Linked DNA regions of Homo sapiens: region 1 is linked to region 2. Evidence: chromatin loops called from intact Hi-C (ENCODE). Cell type or tissue: CD4-positive, alpha-beta T cell. All regions are shown on one strand. Links, peaks and the distances in the headings refer to the core of each region. The heading gives the core; the rest is flanking DNA.

Region 1 (11,844 bases), core at 3,135-7,134, 170 kb after region 2:
TCAAAGACGGTTCAGTGTTCCTGACTTATAACTAATATTAAGTTTGTCCCTTATGATAAAACCGTTCTTACTTCACACTCATATTACAAATTTTCGCACTATTCTCATCCATTTAAATCTAACAATATATAATGCAAACATCATTTCTCAGTAACTGTCTCCCTTTCTTTCTCATATTTCCTTTTGTTGAAGTCTCTAGATTCATTTCTTATTTGGTTATTCTTGGCATCTTTCTTTTACTTGACAGGTAAGTGGTCTTTTACCTGTGTATAAGATTCATAGGTCCCTGTCCTTTCTCTTAATATCTGTAGTTATTAGTCTATCATCCCTTAGACCCTAGGGCTGTGGCAAAACAAAACAAAACAAAAACAAACAAACAAACAAAAACCTCCTATCAAGCTAGTAATATAAGGAAACTTCCTTAATACAGTAAGGTTACCTACAAAAAAAACTTATCACAAACATCATAATTAATGGTACAATGCTGAAACTTTTCACCTTTAGGTCAGGAATGAGGCAAGGATGCTCAATTTCACTATTTCCACTTAACATATTATTGTATATCGAAGCCGGTGAGAGAAGGCAAAACAAAGACATAAAAAATTATATTATTTAGGCCGGGCACGGTGGCTCACATCTGTAATCCCAGCACTTTGGGAGGCTGAGGCGGGTGGATCACGAGGTCAGGAGATTGAGACCATCCTGGCCAACACGGTGAAACCCTGTCTCCACTAAAAATATAAAAAAGTAGCCAGGCATGGTGGCAGGCGCCTGTAGTCCCAGCTACTCCACAGGCTGAGGCAGAAGAATGGCGTGAACCCTGGAGGCGGAGCTTGCAGTAAGCTGAGATTGCACCACTGCACTCCAGCCTGGGGGACAGAGAGAGACTCCATCTCAAAAAATATATATATAAAATAAAATAAAAATTGTATTATTTAAAAGAAGGAAATAAAACTATCATTAGCTGTAGGCAGTGTGACTGTGTATGTAAACATTCTAGAACAATCTAAAGATAATATGTTTAATTTAATGAATGGATTTAACAAGAATGCTGGCTCCAAGGTTGATATACCAAATATAGCACTGATTTGTAGCTCACTATTATTGCCACGTGTAACAACAGGAAATAATCCCACAAACATAATACAGAGAGAAAGGAGCAAAGGATTAAAACAAATACAGCATCATCTCATTCTTTTTTTTTTTTTTTTTTTTGAGACGGATCTCGTTCTGTTGCCCAGGCTGGAGTGCAGTGGTGCGATCTTAGCTCACTGAAGTCTCTGCCTCCTGGGTTCAAGCTATTCTCGGGCCTCAGCCTCCCAAGCAGCTGGGACTACAAGTGTGCACCACCATGCCTGGCTAATTTTTGTATTTTTAGTAGAGACGGGGTTTCACCATGTTGGCCAGGCTGGTCTCTAACTCCTGACCTCAGGTGATCTGCCGGCCTCGGCCTCCCAAAGTGCTGGGATTACAGACGTGAGCCACCACACCCAGCCTCATTCTATTTGAATAATATATTTTTTTAAACTAAGATATATTGTTTAGAGATATACATATACTGTTTATTACAGAAATCAGGCATTTCAGAAATTAGAAATCCCTCCCTGGTGGGGAGGGAGATTATTGTCTATAAGGGGCACAATGGAGCAGGAGGAGCAGTTCTAAGGTGTTGACAATGGTTTTTTTTTTTTTTTGAGACGGAGTCTCGCTCTGTCGCCCAGGCTGGAGTTCAGTGGCGCGATCTCGGCTCACCACAACCTCCACCTCCTGGGTTCACGCCATTCTCCTGCCTCAGCCTCCTGAGTAGCTGAGACTACAGGCGCCCGCCACCATGCCCGGCTAATTTTTTTTGTATTTTTAGTAGAGACGGGGTTTCACCGTGTTAGCCAGGATGGTCTCGATCTCCTGACCTCGCAATCCGCCTGCCTTGGCCTCCCAAAATGCTGGGATTACAGGCGTGAGCCACCGCGCCCGGCCCGACAATATTTTATTTCTCTACCTGGGTTGTAGTTACACAACTGTTCACTTTATATTTATCATAAGCCATATATATGTGTGTATATATATATGCGTATGTATAAAATCCTAGTTTTCTATATAGAGATATATACCATGTTTATCAATAGGAAGACTCAATATCATAAAGTTGTCTACTTCCCCAAATTAGTCTATGAAGTTACTGGTTTTTTGGTTTGTTTGTTTTTGAGATAGCATCTCACCCTGTCACCCAGACTAGAGTGCAGTGGCGTGAGCATGGCTCACTGCAGCCTTAAACTCCTGGGCTCAAGCCACCCTCCCACCTCAGCCTCTGGAGCAGCTGGGACTACAGGTGAACGCCACCAAGCCAGGCTAAGTTTTTTTTTTTTTTTAATTTTTGTAGAGATGGGGCCTTGCTATGTTGCACAGACTGGCCTTGAACTCCTGGCCTCAAATGATCCTTCTGCCTCGGCCTCCCAAAGTGCTGGGATTATAGGTGTGAGCTACCGTGCCTGGCCCTGAAGTTACTGGGTTTTTTTTTTCTTTTTCTTTTTTATTATTATTATTTTTTTACCGCTTATCCTCAAGTTCTATGAAGTTACTGTTTTAATCAAAATTCCCAACAAAGATTTTTATAGAACTGGTATGCTAACTTTAAAAAAATGTACATTTCACAATAAAAATGCATGTAAAGTACTATAATAAAAGATGAAACAATTTTAAAAATAGAACTCTTGGAGTGGGGAAAGCCTTTCTAAGTAAAGGACAAAACTCAGAAGACAAAAAAGGAAAAATAGAACATGTGCAAATACATTAAAGCAAAATTCTGTATGGAAAAAACAAAAAAAGTAAAAAAAAATGAAAAGTTAGAAAAAATACGGCAACTCATATGTTATATAAATAGCTAATTTCCTCAATATATAGTTAGCTCTTACTATCAACATAGGAATAAATACAGCCCAAAAGAAAATCAGCATACAGCAAGAAAAGATGTATAAATGGCTTAAAGACATACAAAAAGATGGGTTCTATTTCAACCATAATTAAGAAAATGCATATTAAAGAAAAAATAAGTTCTTCATTTTAAAATTTGATAATATAAAGTGTTAGCGTGAATGAGGGCAATGCAGATAGGCAATTCTCATGCGTTTGTTGGAATTGTAAATTGTTGCAATCTTTTTAGAGAGCGATTTGGCAGTCTATCAAAATTACACATGCATTTATTCTCTGCCCATTCCTATAGGGATGCTCCCATTGTTGTAAAGCTGTATGTATAAGAATGATGATTGCAGTGTTGTTTGTTATTGCAAAAGACTGGACACAAGTTAACAGGGAACTGGAAAATGAACTGTGTAGTTATTTTTAAAATGAGCTAAACTTTATGCACTAACATGGGAAGATTACAAAGGGAAAAGCAAAGTGCTGAACTGTATTTTATACTTTAATTGGTGTCAAAAAAATGGATGGGATAGATTTGGAGAGAATATAATCATATGCATAATTGTAGGAGACTACAATATTTCTGGAAGGCTACACAAGAACCTGTAAGCAGCGGAAGCCTGCTGGTGGGGGAGCCGATAACCTGAGGTGGGCAGGTGGGCAGCTGAGTTCCATTTGTACGCTTTGTACTTTTTTTTTAAGAGATGGGGATCTTGCTGTGTTACCCAGGCTGAAGTGCAGTGGCTATTCACAGGCGCCATCATGGTGCACTACAGCCTCAAACTCCTAGGCTTAAGTGATCCTCCTGCCTCAGCTTTCTAACGTGACTACACTGTGCTCATGTCATTTTCCATTTTTTATAAATCTATTGCCCTATATTCTCGCTCTGTCTCTCTGTCTCCGTTTCTATTTGCCTCTCTATTACACACACATAAACTTTGTAAATTCTTAAGTGCATAAAAATTCTCCTGCTTTCTTCCTTTCTCCAAAGGTTCTAATACTTTTTGTCAAACTGGAGAAAACTCACTGTAGAGGCCATCTTCCCATGACCCCAATCTGCATGTTGATACAAATCATTAAATACTTTTAAGGATTATAACTGAAAAGGTTTACAATTAAAACCATACGTAAAGGTGTTGTTTTCCAATTATGAAAGTAAATCCTGGAGACTGCTGAAATTTTATAGAAATCAAGTATCTAGGAATAAATGTAACAAAAGATGTTAGATATATATGAAAAACTTTATTGAAGGATTTTGAAGAAGACCTAAATAAATGAGACATATTCCATGGTTATCAATAGGAAGACTCAATATCATGAAGATGTCAGTTTCCCTAAATTAACCTAGGAAGTCATTGTTTAAATCAAAATCCCAACAAAATGTTTATAGAACTGACAAGCTAATTCTAAAATATGTATGAAAATGCAGAGAACTCCAAATAGTTGAGATAGTCTTGAAAAAAAAATGTATGAATACATGCTCATCCAGAAATCAAGACTTATTATCAAGTTATAGTATGTGAGAGTGCAGTATTGCTAGAGGACAGAACAATGTAACAAAATAGAGAACCCAGAAACAGACCACCACTTACTGGGAAATTTGATTTATGGCAAAGCCAGCATTGCAGATGACTGGAAAAGGATGAGCTGTCCAATAAATGCTTTGACAATTATTATCCAAGGAGAAAGATGATCTCTCCACCACACCTTTACAAAGAATCAAATCCAGATAGATGTAAGACCAAATATAAAACGACAAAATTTAAAAACTTTTAGAAGAAAGTGTAGGGAAACTTATATCTTGGAAGAGGAAAAGGTACTTTAACCATGTCAACCAAAGTACAAACTTTAAAGAAAGAGGTAAATTAGAATATGTGCAGATGTAAATTTTCTGTGTCTTGAAAGACATCACAAATAGTTATAAGATAAGCCATGGAGTGAATGACAATATTTGCAACTCATCCATCTGATGAAAGATTAAGATACAAAATTTATAAAGAATTCTTAAAAACCAACAAGAAAATGTCAACAACCAATAGAAAAATAGGAAAAAGTTATGATCAAGACTTTACAGTATAAAAAATACCAATAAACATAGGAACAAATGCCTGACCTCTAACCCCATGGTAATTAGGGAAATGCAAATTTAAACCATGAGAAGTAACCACACCCATTACACTGGAAAAGAACTGACGTGATGAGAGGCAGTGTTGAGGGCTGGGAGTGTTACTACAATGACTCATCTGCTGCTGGCAAGATCGCTTTGGAGAACGACTGGGCAGTAATTTGTAGCACTGAAGTTAGGCATCCCTTGCAATGTCTGTGGCCAATGCTAGGTGCACTCCATAGAAACTCACATGTGCACAAGAAGACACAGACCAGAATGTTCATCGCGGCACTGTTTGTAATAAGAACAAAATGGAAACATTCTAAATTTTCACAGCAGGAGAATGGATCAATACATTTAGTATGATATTAACAAGTCTACTATACTGCAGTGAAAATGATTTTTTATTTCTTAAAAAACAACAAACATATGTAGTGCCATGTGCCAGGCTCTGCTCTACGTTTTTGAGAAATATTAAGTCATATTTACTGAATGAACCAGAGCCAGATTCATCAACATGAGTCGACATGGATGAATCCCCAGAGCACCAAGTTGACTTAAAAAAGCAAGTCAAAGGAGTGTGCATAATACTTTGTCATATATGTCAAGTTTGAAATACTTATATAATGTTTAGGAATCCACTCATATGTAATAAAGATAGTGAGAAGTCACCTCAGGGATGAGGGTGAGGAAGGTGGTGAAGAGGGTCCCTAAGGGGCTTCAGCAGTGAGGTTGCTCCATTCCCCATGATTATTGATGGGTAAGTTCTTCTCTATACCTTGATATGTATCTGAAATAGTTCATAAAAAAGTTTTTTCAAAAGAAAAAAAAAGCACCCATTCCTATTTAAAATGTATTTCTTCCAGTCTTTCCACTATGCTTAGTTTATATACTTGTGATTATCTTGTGTATACAAACTCACCTTGTGCCTTTTACAGAATGAGAAAATTTCCTTATACTATCGAAAACTTTTCAGAAATGTTATCAATGACAGAATGATATCACAACTGTGGATACACCATAATGTATTTATCAGTGCCCAACTAGTTGATTCCAATTTTAGATAATTTTTTTTCTCATTTTTCAGTGCAAAGAATGTCTGTGTCCATAAAAGCTTTGGGGGAATATTTGGGATTATTTCTTCTGATGCATGACCACTACTAGAACCACAATATCAAACAGTGTGAGCATTCAAAGACTCTAACTCTGTATTATTACATTTTGCCAAAACAGCTAGACCAGTTCCGCCCCCCTCCCCCGTCCCTGACTGTGCCCGGATCACTCCACTTCCTCTGTAGCTCTGTCAGCCCTAAACAGTTTCCTTTTAAAAAGCCCTTACTATTTTGATCGGTGACAATGGAAGCTTATTTGTATTGTTTTGAGAACACCCCCCACAAACGCACGTAAAACCTCTATAAAGGGAGAACCGCCTTGCTGCTGAGGGCGCGGTGGGACCCGTCGCAGGGCCAGCTGCTCCGGCAGGTGCCCCCAAAGGGTCCCGCAGGTGATCCTCGGGGACTGAGCGCCCATCGCCCTTCCTACGCACTCAGATCCGCCGAGCCCAGCGCCCGCCAGAGCCCAGAGAGTCCTCGGGGTCAGAGTGGTCACGTCACCGTCATTCTTTTCCTGCCCGACTAGTCGCTCTGGGCTCCCCGGGGCCGGGGGCCGGGGGCCGAGCCGCCGCCCCGATTCCGGCTTCACCCGCCCGCAGCGCGCGGCGCCCCGCGCTCCATTCGCGCTACCTGGCGGCTGGCAGGCTGCCCCACCCCACCGCGGGCCACACACAGCCAGGGTGGGACCCCGGCCGCTTTCTCTTTCCCAGGGAGAGGACTGGAATTTGGGGGGGAGGTGGGAATTGAGGAAGTCGGGAAGGGAGGAGTAGAGAGGTGGGTGAGAAGGGGGAGGATGCTTCTAGAAGGCGGGTGAGGGAGCTGGGGAGGCCAGGAAGGGGAGGAAGGGGTAAGAGGTGCGGGAGGGCCTAACGGGGAGACTCCGGGGGCAATCAGTGGGTATTCACAGGGAGCTGGGCGCGAGCATCAGCGGGATGAAAGGCAGGTCAGGGCTTGCCCGTCAGGTCCGGACTGCGCCCTGGAGGGGCTCCCAGTAGAGCCTGCGCAGGAGCGCGGGGAGCGCGCAGCCCAGGCCTCTGGCCAGGTGGAGCAAGAGGAGGGCGGAGGTGGACAGCGCATCTCGCCCGTGGAGGACGGGCAAGGACGCCGCCTGCCCAGCTGTTGGAGTCTCCTGGGCACGGACTGAGGGGGAGGGTCTGAAGAGCCCAGAGATCCCAGAGGGACCAGCTTCTTGTTACAGGGAAAATCCTCACCACCGAGAGATGCAATGAGTGAATCACGGTCTAGCCCTGTTTGGGAGACTCTGTGGCCATTAAAAATGGCGATGCTCCCCAGAGTGTGTGGGGCACAGGAATCCTCTAGGGGGCTTACGAAAATGCAGATTCCGGTTCGGGCCTGACATTCTGCTCTTCTCACAAGCCCCCTGGCTCCTGCTATTGATGTAGAGCTAGCTTTAGATTGTACGGTAAAGGGAAAACCAGTAGGTGTGGGATGAGCCCATTTTGGTTCTTTGAAAAATGTGTTTCTTACACAAACACACAAACACATATACATATGCAGGAAATAAGATGCAAAAAACAAGAAAACACCAACTATGTTTTTCCCTAAGAGATGGGATTCTAGTCGATCTAAATTTTCTACTTTTTGCTTATCTCTATTTCCTGAATTTTCTTCAGTAAACATACATTCCTATTGTAAGAAAAAAGATTCTCGCAAAACCGTAGAAGTTACTTATTTCAAGGAGAGTGTAGGAGTCAAGGGAAAGCCTCCTTTGAAGGTTTACTAAAAATCACTGACAAAAGGCAGATTAACGGGAAAAAATGCATACAAATTTATTTGATCACAGTTTATGTGACATGGGAGCCTTTAGAATGACAACCCAAAGATACAAGAGAAGCTGTTTTTTGTTTTTGTTTTTGAGACGGAGTCTCTCTGTCGCCAGGCTGGAGTGCAGTGGTGCGATCTCGGCGCACTGCAACCTCTGCCTCCCAGGTTCAAGCGATTCTCCTGCCTCAGCCTCCTTAGTAGCTGGGACTACAGGTGCGCGCCACCACGCCCAGCTAATTTATTTCTGTATTTTTTAGTAGAGACGGGGTTTCACCATATTGGTCAGGCTGGTCTCAAACTCCTGACCTTTCCTTCTGGGGATGGGGCAGGGCCCCTCTTTGGAATGGGGTCCTATGAACTACAATCAAACAAAGTAGTCCAGGCACGGTGGCTCACACCTGTAATCCCACACCAGCACTTTGGAAGGCTGAGGAGGGTGGATCACTTGAGGTCAGGAGTTCAAGACCATTCTGACCAATATAGTGAAACCCTGTCTCTACTAAAATACAACATTAGCCGGGTGTGGTGGCACATGCCTGTAATTTCAGCTACTCAGGAGGCTGAGGCAAGATAATTACTTGAACTCAGGAGGCAGAGATTACAGTGAGCCGAGATTGCGCCATTGCACTCCAGCCTGGGCAACAAGAGCGAAACTCATGTCTCAACAAAACAAAACAAACAAACAAGAAAAAAACAGTAGGTTAGATCATTTCTTTTTGTTTTATCTTTTGAGACGGAGTCTCTCTCCGTTGCCCAGCCTGGAGTGCAGTGTTGCCATCTCAGCTCATTGCAACCTCCACCTCCCAGGTTCAAGTGATTCTCCTGCCTCAGCCTCCCGAGTAGCTGGGATTATAGGCACCCAACACCATGCCTGGCTCATTTTTCATATCTTTAGTAGAGATGGGGTTTCACCATGTTGGCCAGGCTGGTCTCAAACTCCTGAACTCAGGTGATCCACATGCCTCGGCCTCTCAAAGTGCTGGGATTACAGGCGTGAACCACTGGGCCCGGCCACATCTCTGGTTTCTATGATCTGTCTTGGGGAAGAAAGATTCTAGTTTCTAGGGCTAGCTGCAGGGGAGAATGAGGGGCCAGAGACAGGAGGACAGGAGAAGATCAGAGAAAAACTTTTGCATCTGAGGCCTTCATTTAGGCTCATTTTGTTTTCTGATCCCCAATGAGAGAAATCAGGCAGACGTTTCCAGATTTCCCTCAATTGGAATTAATTGCTCCTCCTGTGCCCTATACTCCTCTGCCTCCCAGGTTCAAGCGATTCTCCTGCCTCAGCCTCCGGAGTAGCTGGGATTACAGGCGCACGCCACCACGCCCAGCTAATTTTTGTATATTTGGTAGAGACAGGGCTTCACCACATTGGCCAGGCTGGTCTCGAACTCCTGACCTCAGGTGATCCGCTTGCCTCGGCCTCCCAAAGTGCTGGGATTATATGCATGAGCCACTGCGCCGAGCCTCTAGCACCTAATTTCTTAATTTAGAAACTTAACTTTCTTATTATCAATAAAACACTAGCTTCAAATTCAGAAGCCCACTCTTCCAGTTCCACATCACTGAAACTCTGTTTTCTCATGTATGAGCTTGGGGTGGTGGAATCTCTCTTGTACAGCTCAAGCTCCAGTGAGGGGAGAGATGGGTTCTCTATGAGTGAAGCCAGGTGCATGGGGTGGGTGATGGTGAGGATGGTGGTGGGGATGTGATGATGGTGATGTTGACTGTATTTGTTTAAATGAAGGGCTGATAATGTGAATAAGAAATCTAGAACCTGATTCCTGGGAATTAACTGGTTATCCCTGAAATGGTCTTTTTCTTCTCTGGACATCTCTATACAATACAAAACACTTTTGGCCGGGTGTGGTGGCTCATGCCTGTAATCCCAGCACTTTGGGAGGCTGAGGTGGGTAGATCGCTTGAGCCCAGGAGCTTGAGACCATCCTGGAAAAAATGGCAAAACCCTGTCTCTACAAAAAATACAAAATTAGCCGGGCATGGTGGCACGTGCCTATAGTCCCAGCTATTCAGGAGGCTGAGGCAGGAGGATCGCTTGAGCCTGGGAGGTGAAGACTGCAGTGAGCAGTGTGCAGTGATCACACCACCACACTCCAGCCTGGGTGACAGAGCAAGACCCTGTCTGGAAAAGAAAGAAAGAAAGAAAGAAAACAGTTTTATTAAGTTCCCCCTCGGTCTTCGGAAAGTTTTAGTCTATCAGACAAGTGGCATTTTTTAACTCATAATTTTTCATATTTTTATTAATCAAAGTCATTTGTAACTACCAGAGCTTTTAGTCAACCTGAAATGCAATATAACCACACTGAGCAGGTGCAATTCTATGCAAAAGAAAATTGACATTTTAGTTGACCTGTGCAGCTTTGTAAGAGGTAATTCTTTCATTGTTGTAAAGGCTTTTAAAATGGTGAAAAAGGCCCATGGATTCCCTAAGAATCTATCCTTAAAGAAACTGTGCATTGCAGAAGATAAAATGTATTTACAGAGATGTTTGCTGCATTATTTATTATGACTTAAACAGTAGAAACACACTAAATATTCATCTGTAAATAAATTAGGGCTTATTTGCATATTTGCACAATGGCATGCTTTGCAGCCATTAAAAGTTATGTTCGGTCTTAGGGTGGAGAAAGATTTCCAATGCGGGGCACCAAACCCAGAAGCCATTAGGGAAAAGCTGACAGATTTGACACCATAAATATTAAAAAGCTTGTCCTTGAAAGACATCATAAACAAAGTAAAAATACAAGTGCCAAACTGAGATAAAATATGCAAGAGGAAAAATATTAAATCCACATATTTTTATTTTCCCTGTAAATCACACTCTTTCAGCTTCTCCTCCCCAAGGCTGAGCCATGAAGCTCATTGCCCAGGGAAAGAAGGGCAGGTACTGCCTGGGACAGAGGCACCCTTGAGAGACTTTCTTAACTTTCCTTAACCCATTTAGCAAGACCAGAGGCTCAAATGCAAGCCTTTATGGAAAAAAGAAAAGGAATGATTTTGATTTTATCCTGAAGCTCGTCCTCTAATAGATCAAGGCTCAACCTTGGTGGACTTTTTTTTTGAGACAGAGTCTCACTCTGTCGCCCAGGCTGGAGTGCAATGGAGTGATCCCGGCTCACTGCAACTTCTTTTTTTTTTTTTAATTATACTTTAAGTTCTAGGGTACATGTGCACAACGTGCAGGTTTGTTACATATGTATACATGTGCCATGTTGGTGTGCTGCACCCATTAATTCACTGCAACTTCTGCCACCCACGTTCAAGCAATTCTCCTGCCTCAGCCTCCCGAGTAGCTGGGATTACAGGCATGCGCCACCATGCCTGGCTAATTTTTATTTTAGTAGAGATGCGGTTTCGCTATGTGGGTCAGGCTGGTCTGGAACTCCTGACTTCAGGTGATCTGCCCGCCTCAGCCTCCCAAAGTGCTGGGATTACAGGCGTGAGCCGCCGCACCTGGCCAACCTTGGTAGATTTAATCATGAAAGTCCACATGGGAGATGCGCTATCAAGAGGAAGTGGAAAAATGCCCCCCCTTCCCTGGGAGGGTTGTAGGGGGAGGAGGAAGATGGAGGGGGGAGGAGGAAGATGGAGGGGGGAGGAGGAAGATGGAAGGGGGAAGAGGAAGATGGAGCAGGGAGAAGCAGTTGTGAGAGATGTGTCCTGACAGCCCCAGTTCTAGACACAGGCAGATTGAAAGAAACACCGAAAGCAGAAGAGAAGCCTCTGACTCTGTTTCAATTTGGGCTTCTGGGAAGAGAAGCCTCACCAGGTACCTGCCCTGTATCAATCTGTCTGCCTATTAGGCAGAGACAAGACCAACAATTAGCTGCCCATTCATTGGCATGAAAAGTGTCGAGAATTTCCTGGATACTCTTGCAGGGGAAGAGCTTCTGTGAGGAGAGG
Region 2 (8,037 bases), core at 2,285-6,284:
TTCTAGTTCTTTGTACTTTTGTTAGTTGGTTCCTCAAAGACTTCTTCTCTTCTGATTTTTAAGTTTGTAACAAATATCTACTTTGTTCTTTTTCATTTAATTCAATTAGACATCATGGAACCCATTGGAGGGCCCATACTTCTTGGGCCTGGGAACAGTGAACTGACATGGAGAGGGACAACATGGCCTTCTGAAAGAATCCTGGGAGCAGGGCCAGGAAATCTGGGCTCTGGGCCTGACTCTGCTGTGCTGACTCAGGCACGTGACCTCCTCGCTGCATGCCTCAGTTTCCCTGTGTATTAATATGGTTAAGGCCACAGGCTTTTGAGTCAGACCATCCTAGATTCCAGGCCCAGTTCTGCTACTTATTATTATTTTTTTGAGATGGAGTTTCGCTTTTGTCACCCATGCTGGAGTGCAGTGTCATGATCTCGGCTCACTGCAACGTCCACCTCCCATGTTCAAGCAATTCTCCTGCCTCAGCCTCCCATGTAGCTGGGATTACAGGTGCCTGCCACCACGCCTGGCTAATTTTTTGTATTTTTAGTAGAGATGGAGTTTCACCATGTTGGCCAGGCTGGTCTCGAACTGCTGACCTCAAGTGATCCACCTGCTGCAGCCTCCCAAAGTGCTGGGATTACAGGTGTAAGCCACTGCGCCAGTTCTGCTACTTATTAGCTGTGTGTCCTTGTGCAACTTGCTCAACCTCTCTGAATCTCAGTTTTCTTATCTATAAAAACTGGAGGATCGCAATATCTAAGTGCGTGCTTGTGATGATTAAACAGTTGAAGAGCTTAGCACAGTGTCTCGCACATAGCAAGCACTCGAAAAATGTCAGCATGATCATCATCATGGATGTTTGAGGAGTAAGATCATTGTGGAAAGGCCTCAGAGGTTTTGGGAAGAAGGGCTTTAGATAAAAGCCCTCTCAGGCCTATTACCTTTTTTCTTGCAACTGCACTGCAGTTTGCCACTCATCCAAGGACTTCTAAGTTCCTTTATTTTTGCCTTTTTGTTTCTCTTTTGTCCCCTATGCTTCCTGCCTCAGTCTCCGCTTGTCCATGCTATACTGGCTCTTAGGCAGAGCTTGTGTGTAAGCTGAATGCCCAAGCTGCAGGTTTTGGGTACATCTACCTGCTGCTTATCCCCTCCCCCAAACCCCCCAACGCTTCAAGGCTTGTACATTATGCCTGTCAAAAGTTTAGCTAAAACACCCCTTGGCTTCTGCTGGTCCCAGGAGCCATTTTACCAATGCAGGCTGCCCCCCTTAGGAGTCCTGGACGCAGAGAGCTCCTGGCCTCCTCTGGGGTCTGCCTCGCCCACCCCAGGCAGTCTGCTCAGTTCCTCGCCGCATTTCTGCAGGCTGCTTTGCAGTTCTGCTGAGCCATCTTCCCGCGTCCGTACCAGTTTTCCTTCGGCCCACATTAAGGCAGACTTTCTGGGGTCTGGCATTCCAAGCCCCCCACTGGGTGTTTCTCATCTTTGTTTATCTCTACTCTGCAGTCTCCCCACCCCTACTTGGATGTTTGTTGGCTTGTTTATTGCATTTTCTTATCCTGCCTGTTTCTCACCCGTTTTTTTCCGCATGGGCGTATCAACCTTGCTGGGCTGTGGTGGCCTCCCGCCTAGCTCTGACCCTGGCCTGGCCTTCTGGCTTCCACCCAGCTCAATCCCTGTCTTTGTTGCTTCGTTGGTCCAGAGTTCCCTCGAGGGCAAGGCTGAGCAGAGGAAAAACGATGCCTGGCTCCACCACAGAGCAGGAGGAGGCTGCTCCCACCTCCCATCATCCAAGCAGTATGTCTAAAAAACATCTCCGCACTGAGCCAACTCCCTTCTCCTCCCTCCTTCCCCACTGGCCTGAGTCCAAACTTGTAGGGGGACCAAGATCCCCACTGTGTCCTGAGAGCCTAGACCAGCCCTGGGCCAGGCTGCTGGCCCTACCTTGTGCAAAGAGGTCCGCTCCACCAGCTGGAAGGGAGCAGGATCAATTTTGCAGTCACTGAAGTTGACAGGTTCATCTAGTTGCTGCTCCTCCCACTCCAGAATCTGAGGGGAAGAGACTATGAGGTTTAGGGAGAAGGTGCCTGTAGCTGACCTCACCTCCCTGAAAGCTGGCCTGCCCTTTTTCCAACCCCGTGGTCCCTCCCATGGGGACAGCAGCCAACATGATGATTGAACACAACCAGGAAGAAACAGGGTCCAGAGTCCAGTGGCACCTTACCTCTTCAGGGCTCATCTCGCCTTCCAGGTCCGCGTCACTCTAGTAGAGAGGGAGGGAGGCTGGCAGCTAGGGGCTCTGGAGTTTATCCAGCCTAGACCCTGCCCTCCCTGCCCGGTGCCGCCGAGATGCTAGAAGAGCAGGCATACTTACTGCCAGGGAGATTCGGACACGCTTCAGCTTGCGCTTCTCACAGGATTCCAACTTCTTCAGTTTTGTTAGAGCCAAACCAGAAAGATGAGGAGTTGAGGTTATAGGGAGAGGGGAGGTGAGGGGAAGTGGTGGAGCCCAGGGGAAAGGGCACGCCACAGGACCTGAGCTGACAGCAGGGAGGGCCGAAGGGCAGGGAGAATAGAGGCAGGCACTGCAGGGTTAATGACGTGGTCTCAGCATTGGAGAGGGAGCTGGGGAAAAAGCAAGCTAGGAGGACAGGCTCCAGCCACTCACCTCCGAAGCAGCCTCAGGGGGTGGACTGCCACAGAAGAGGCTCCGGAGGGCGATGCCTGCCGACTCTGCGCTCCCTGTGTTCCCAAACATAAGGCCCCAGGGGGCAATGTCATCTTTTGGGGAGAGGACCAGGAAAGGTAAGGAAGACACAGGGAGAGGTATCCCAGTTCCAGCCCTGGCCCATGTGGGCAGCCTCTTCCAGCTGGGATGTACCCCAGCAACAGGGCTGGGCAGGGACTCTAATGGATCTCAGTAGCTTGGCTGAGGCTCTGTGGACACAGGAGACATGGGCTTACCTGTGGGACTCTCTCCGAGGTTCCTGGTGACACTGGGCCCCCTCTTGAGTGCAGGCTTTAGGGGCTTGTGGGTCTCCCCCCGGGCTGCTGGGAAGGCTGAGTCTTCTGTGTTCACCTGCATAGGCAGGAAGGGGCTGGTGAGGCCACGGCCCCAGACCACCCTCCCAATCAGTCTACACAATGACATTTAGGAAGCGTTTGTGGCTTTTCCCCTCACCTGGAAGCAGACAGAAGCCTCAGGGGTAGGGGGACCCTCCTGATCAGATAGTGGAGAGGTCTGGGTGGCTCTGCGCTCCTGCATGTGCTGCCGCCGGCGGGCTGGGCTCAGCTGGGCCCCCAACAATGCCACCACCTGTGAACGCTCGATGGAGCCCAGCAGAATCATGGACTCTGGACAGAACAGGTGGAAGGACTCAGGAGCTGAGAGGGAGCCCTCCAGCCCCGTCCTTCTCTCACACTCAGAGTGGGGGGCCTTGCATGCAGGCCACACACCAGAGGGAAGCCCCCACCTGGCAAGTGCTGGTCCATTCCCTTTGGAACCAAGGAGACTGGTCCTGAGCTCCCTGCCCCTTCCCGAAGCTTCGACCCTGGGCAATGCCCCTAGCACCTGGGACCCCTCCTGGCCTCACCAGGGGACTCCACTAGGGCCAGCATTCGGCCCTTGGTCCTGTGCAGTGCCAAACGCAGGTCCCGGAAGGTGCAGCTGAGGGCCACATGGGGAACATCCCGCACCATGATGTCCTCCACACGCACCCGGTACTGCCTGGGGGCCGAGAGAGGCGCTTGGTTTGTGGTCAGCATGGGGAGAGGTGCCCAGAGCATTGCCATCCCAGGGCCACAAGGAGGGCTCCAGAGCCCATCCATGGGGACGGGAGCTAAGGACCAAGGGGTGCTCCCACCCTTCTTTCTGAACAGCAGGGGCCAGCTACAGCCCCTCCAGAGTGTGGACGAAGGTGGCTCATCTCCCAGCTTCGTAGGCTCCAGGACCTTGCTAGAGGTGGCTGTAGGGGGATCTAGGATGCCCTCTGCCCTTCACCCACAGCCCCCTTGGCACCCAGCCCTCCGTACTGGTGGCGGCCCCAGCCGAGCTCAGGCAGGTAGGGCAGTTTCTTGATTCGGATGATGCTGTCATAGAGGGAGGGCTGCAGACTCTGGGCGACAGCGTTGGCCAGGATGACGGCGATCATGACAGGCAGGATGTGGGCAATCTGGCCTGTGAGCTCGAACACGATCACAGCCGTGGACACTGTGTGTGTCACCGCTCCTGCCAGCGCAGCTGCCCCTGGGGACAGTCACACTCAGTCTCCTCAGGGTGCCCAGGTCCCAGAAGACCCTCCACAACCAGGGCAGGTCCTGAGTGGGTCCCTCAGGGCTGCCCAATACAGTCCTGGGATTGGACCTGTGCATCTGAGGGAAGCCTGGTTTCTGCCAGCAGGGGGCACCAGAGTCTCGGACCCTGTGGCTGGGGCGTGGGTGGGGGGGTCTCCCAAGGCCGATGGGACCTGAGGCACTCACCGACCACAGCGTAGCCCCCAGGCACAATCCGGTAGGTGCTGCTGTCCGTATGAATTCCATCTGGGAACCAGGCAGCCATGCTTTCACCCACCAGACGCCCAAATGCTGCTCCTTCAGGGAGGGGGGTGGGAAGAGAAAGAGGCAGTGGAGGGGGAGGGCAGGGGGCACTAGGAAGAGAGAGGGTCAGAGGGTGAGGGAGGGGCCAACGGGTCATTCAGTGTAGGGCACAGCCCTGTGGGGTCAGGGTTCGGGCTAGGGCTGGACCAAAAACCCGCTCTTGGGCAGAGGGTTGGCTGGGGGGGTGGCCAGAGGCTGAGGAAGGTGCAGGCTGGGTGAGCAGGCAGCTGAGAACTCACCAATGACAAAGACAGGCATGAAGGCCCCACAGGGAACTGGGATGGTGGTGGCCAGTGCAGACATCCAGAACTGCAGGCAGGGGGTGGTTCAAAGGCGAAGAGGCTCCACCTGGCCCCAGGCAGCCCACAGCGCCACCCAGGAGAAGTCTACCTCGCTGATCAGGTGGGCGTAACCCTCCCAGCCACCCCGTAACCCTCCTAGCTACCCTGGGACCCCCAGGCCTCCCAGGTGATGGCAAGGGGAAGGACTCTGGAAGCAGATGGCTTGGGTTCAGATCATCGCTCTGCCCTCTAGCTGTGTGACTTTGGGCCAGCTACTTGTGTTTCGACTCCCCCATCTTTCAAACGGGGGTGATAATAGTGCCTTTCCCATGGCACTGTGGAGAGGCTTCGAGGAGTGAGCACTGCGTGGCAGGTGCTTAGAAGGGCAAGCTATGTAAAGGTTAGCAGTGTACACGTGAGGAGCCCACCTTCATGAGAATGAAGATGACCAGGGTGAGGAAGACGTTGGCACGTGGTGGGTTCCAGGCCTGTGAGGTGCTGGGTGGTTCTAGCTCCTCCACCAGGCCCTGGCGGACCCACGTCCGATTGTCAAACAGGGTGACCAGCGTCTCTTTCTGTGAGAGCTAGAGTGAACAGGGTGCCTCAGGCTGGGAAACCGACAGGATGAAGGGAAGAGGCCATGGGATCCCACGGGGAACAAGGGGTCCCACAGTCACACTGGGGCTGTTGGCTTTGGAGGAATGCCTTCCAAGGGAAAGCACAAAACTCCTGTTCTGCCTGTGGTTACCTGTCCAGCCATGAACTGTCCAAAGCCAGGGGGGAAGGTCAGCGTGGAGATGAGCAGGGTCACCAGAGCCGGGAAGAGCAGGCGTCTAGAGTCGTAGGTTTCACATCAGTCGTGGGTGGCCAAGGGCTGGGTGGCCTCGCATATCTCAGGGCTGAGGTCAGAGCAGAGCCTTGGCTCTTTCATGAAAACACTCAGTCCTGACAGAAGGTCTCCTTTGCTGTTTATGATACGATAGCCCCAAGGCTGATGGTGGACTGGGGTTATTCTAAGAGCAGGGGTCTGACCCAAAGACCTTTCTGTCAGCCCCTGACTCTGTAGGTGGGTAGCAGCAGCAGAAAGTCCATCCTCCAAGCCCTCCCTTGGGGCCCTCCGAGTTGTTATTCCACCCTCCACCCTCAGAAGCCCATCAGGGCATATTGTGTGATGGGGTGGAGAAGTTTCTGCCTCTCTTTGTCTCTCTGCAGTGACTTAGAGTGAAGGTCAATGTTGGGGGAAGCTGGGGTCACTTGTAAAGTTGACCAGAGGTGCGTAGGGAGCAGGTTCAGCTGGCTGCCCTCTCTCTGAAGGATGTCAGTCCCAAGGGAAGTCATGTCTCGCCCTCCCCACTCCCAATCCTCAGGGTCACACTGAGAGAGCTGTGTTCTGGAGATTAAAAAAAAAAAAATCTCGGCCGGGCACAGTGGCTCACGCCTGTAATCCCAGCACTTTGGGAGGCCAAGGTGGGCAGACCTGAGGTCGGGAGTTCGAGACCAGCCTGACCAACGTGGCGAAACTGTCTCTACTAAAAAATACAAAATTAGCCGGGCGTGGTGGTGCATGCCTGTAATCCCAGCTACTTGGGAGGCTGAGGCAGGAGAATCGCTTGAACCCAGGAGGCGGAGGTTGCGGTGAGCCGAGATCGCACCATTGCACTCCAGCCTGGACAACAAGAGTGAAACTCCGTCTCAAAAAAAAAAAAAAAAAAGAGATCTCATCTATCCCCATGGGTCATGGGGGGAACCTGAGGCTCAAACACTCTCCAGGGAGCATTCCTATATGGGCCAGCCCAGAGGACCTGAGGAGGCCTTAGTCTTTGATTCCCAAATGTCCTCTACCGCTGACTATAAACTTAAAAATGCCAATTTTCAGGTAATTCATATGAATATAAAAATGCTCAGTCAGCCTGGAAAACACTGCTGGCTGATTTCTCAGTGAAGTGCCTGTTTTGACTGGGCCATTCTCTCCCCATCACTGTCCCCTGACCTACTGTGGCCCTTATACAACTCAAAGCAGCCTGGAGAGGAGCCGAGAGCCACTCACTTCCTCATGAGGAAGCGATTGATGGTTTTCTGCTTCCGCATCACCTGGACAATCTTCCGGTTCAGGTAGACAAAGAGGGCTCCACCGAAGCCACTAGCAATACTGGAAAGGGAAGAGGCACCTGAGTGAAAAGGAGCCTTCTAGAAACCCCCCTCCTCTCTGATACCCCCAGCCCCCTCAGCTCCTCACCCAATGACAGCAAAGGCTGGCAGCTCCTGCAGGTCAAAGGGGAAGTCGAGCCGGAATCGGGTTTTGAAGAGGGCTGTAATAGTCTCTAAAGGGAAGAACAGCAGAGGGAGGCAGGCCTAGCCTCGTGGGCCCCCTACCTGGCACCATCTCGGGCTGCCCTCATCCCCTGGGTGCCCCCACCTTCATCCCGGTTCCAGACTGCCAAGACCCGGAAGATGAAGGCACTGAAGGTGGCAGCGAAGAAGCCCCGCCAGTAGTTCCGCACTGCAAAGAAGGTGGAGGTGACCTCGATGCTGAAGAGGACGCCTGTGAGGGGGAGGGAGACCAGCACTTGAGGCCTGGGCCTGGCCTAAGGCCTCAGACCCAGATAAGAGGGGCCAAGGAGGAGAGGCCAAGGGCAGGGTTGTGGGGCTGGACTGACCTAGGAGCCCTGCCTACCTCCAATAGGTGCCGCGAAGCAGCAGCCCACCCCCACGGCACAGGCGGCAGCCAGCATCTCTGTGTTCCGGGATTCATTCTGGCGAGAGTGGTGGCAAGAGGGGGTCAGCTGTGGGCTCAGCAGCCTCTGCCCCCTACTTGCCCCAGGGTTCCCCTTACCTCATAGATACCCCCAAAGAGGGAGAGGAACTTGCTGAGAAGGGCAGCACACATGCTTGCGATATGCACAAAAGGGCCCTGCGGGGTGGGGCAGGCGGTGAGTCGGGAGGGGGCCCGCCCTGACCTTGGCCTGGCCTCCTCTTCCACCAGGAGGGACTCCTTCATTCCCCAGCCTGCAGTTACCTCTTTGCCAAGCGGCATCCCGCTGCCTAGGGCGCAGGTCAGCCCAATGACCTTAGCTATAAAGGTCTTGAGTGTGAGGTATTCTTTCAGCACCACTCCCCGCAAGATGGTCTTCATCTCAGGGATGCCAGAGCCTGGAGAGGGAAC

Evidence for each region. A loop is a pair of places that touch in the nucleus more often than their neighbours do. Peaks named below come from ENCODE experiments on the same cell type or tissue, not always from the same donor. Only the 100,000 strongest peaks of a DNase experiment are listed, where the experiment ranks them.
Region 1: a loop joins it to region 2, with 2.7 times the contacts of the local background. A loop is called at or near these places in 10 of 110 quality-filtered maps.

What each region holds. Positions count from the first base shown.
Region 1 is chr3:184,518,877-184,530,720 of GRCh38, forward strand. All of the region lies in intron 6 of LINC01839 (long intergenic non-protein coding RNA 1839), which reads left to right. Among named protein-coding and RNA genes, the nearest start is that of LINC01840, 32 kb to the right of the region's middle. RefSeq lists enhancers at 6,120-6,924, 6,925-7,727. In CD4-positive, alpha-beta T cell, for the core only: no CTCF peak of the experiment used is centred there; DNase peaks (open chromatin) are centred at 5,145, 6,315 and 6,625; H3K4me3 peaks cover 1,024 bases; H3K27me3 peaks cover 302 bases.
Region 2 is chr3:184,350,072-184,358,108 of GRCh38, forward strand. It overlaps CLCN2 (chloride voltage-gated channel 2), which reads right to left. Exons shown (of 24, transcript NM_004366.6): 5 at 7,891-8,024; 6 at 7,708-7,785; 7 at 7,549-7,627; 8 at 7,291-7,416; 9 at 7,111-7,195; 10 at 6,922-7,023; 11 at 5,623-5,707; 12 at 5,303-5,458; 13 at 4,833-4,902; 14 at 4,477-4,587; 15 at 4,030-4,243; 16 at 3,591-3,724; 17 at 3,179-3,351; 18 at 2,962-3,076; 4 more. Among named protein-coding and RNA genes, the nearest start is that of CLCN2, 7.5 kb to the right of the region's middle. In CD4-positive, alpha-beta T cell, for the core only: CTCF peaks have their summits at 4,386 (motif pointing right) and 4,604; a DNase peak (open chromatin) is centred at 4,400.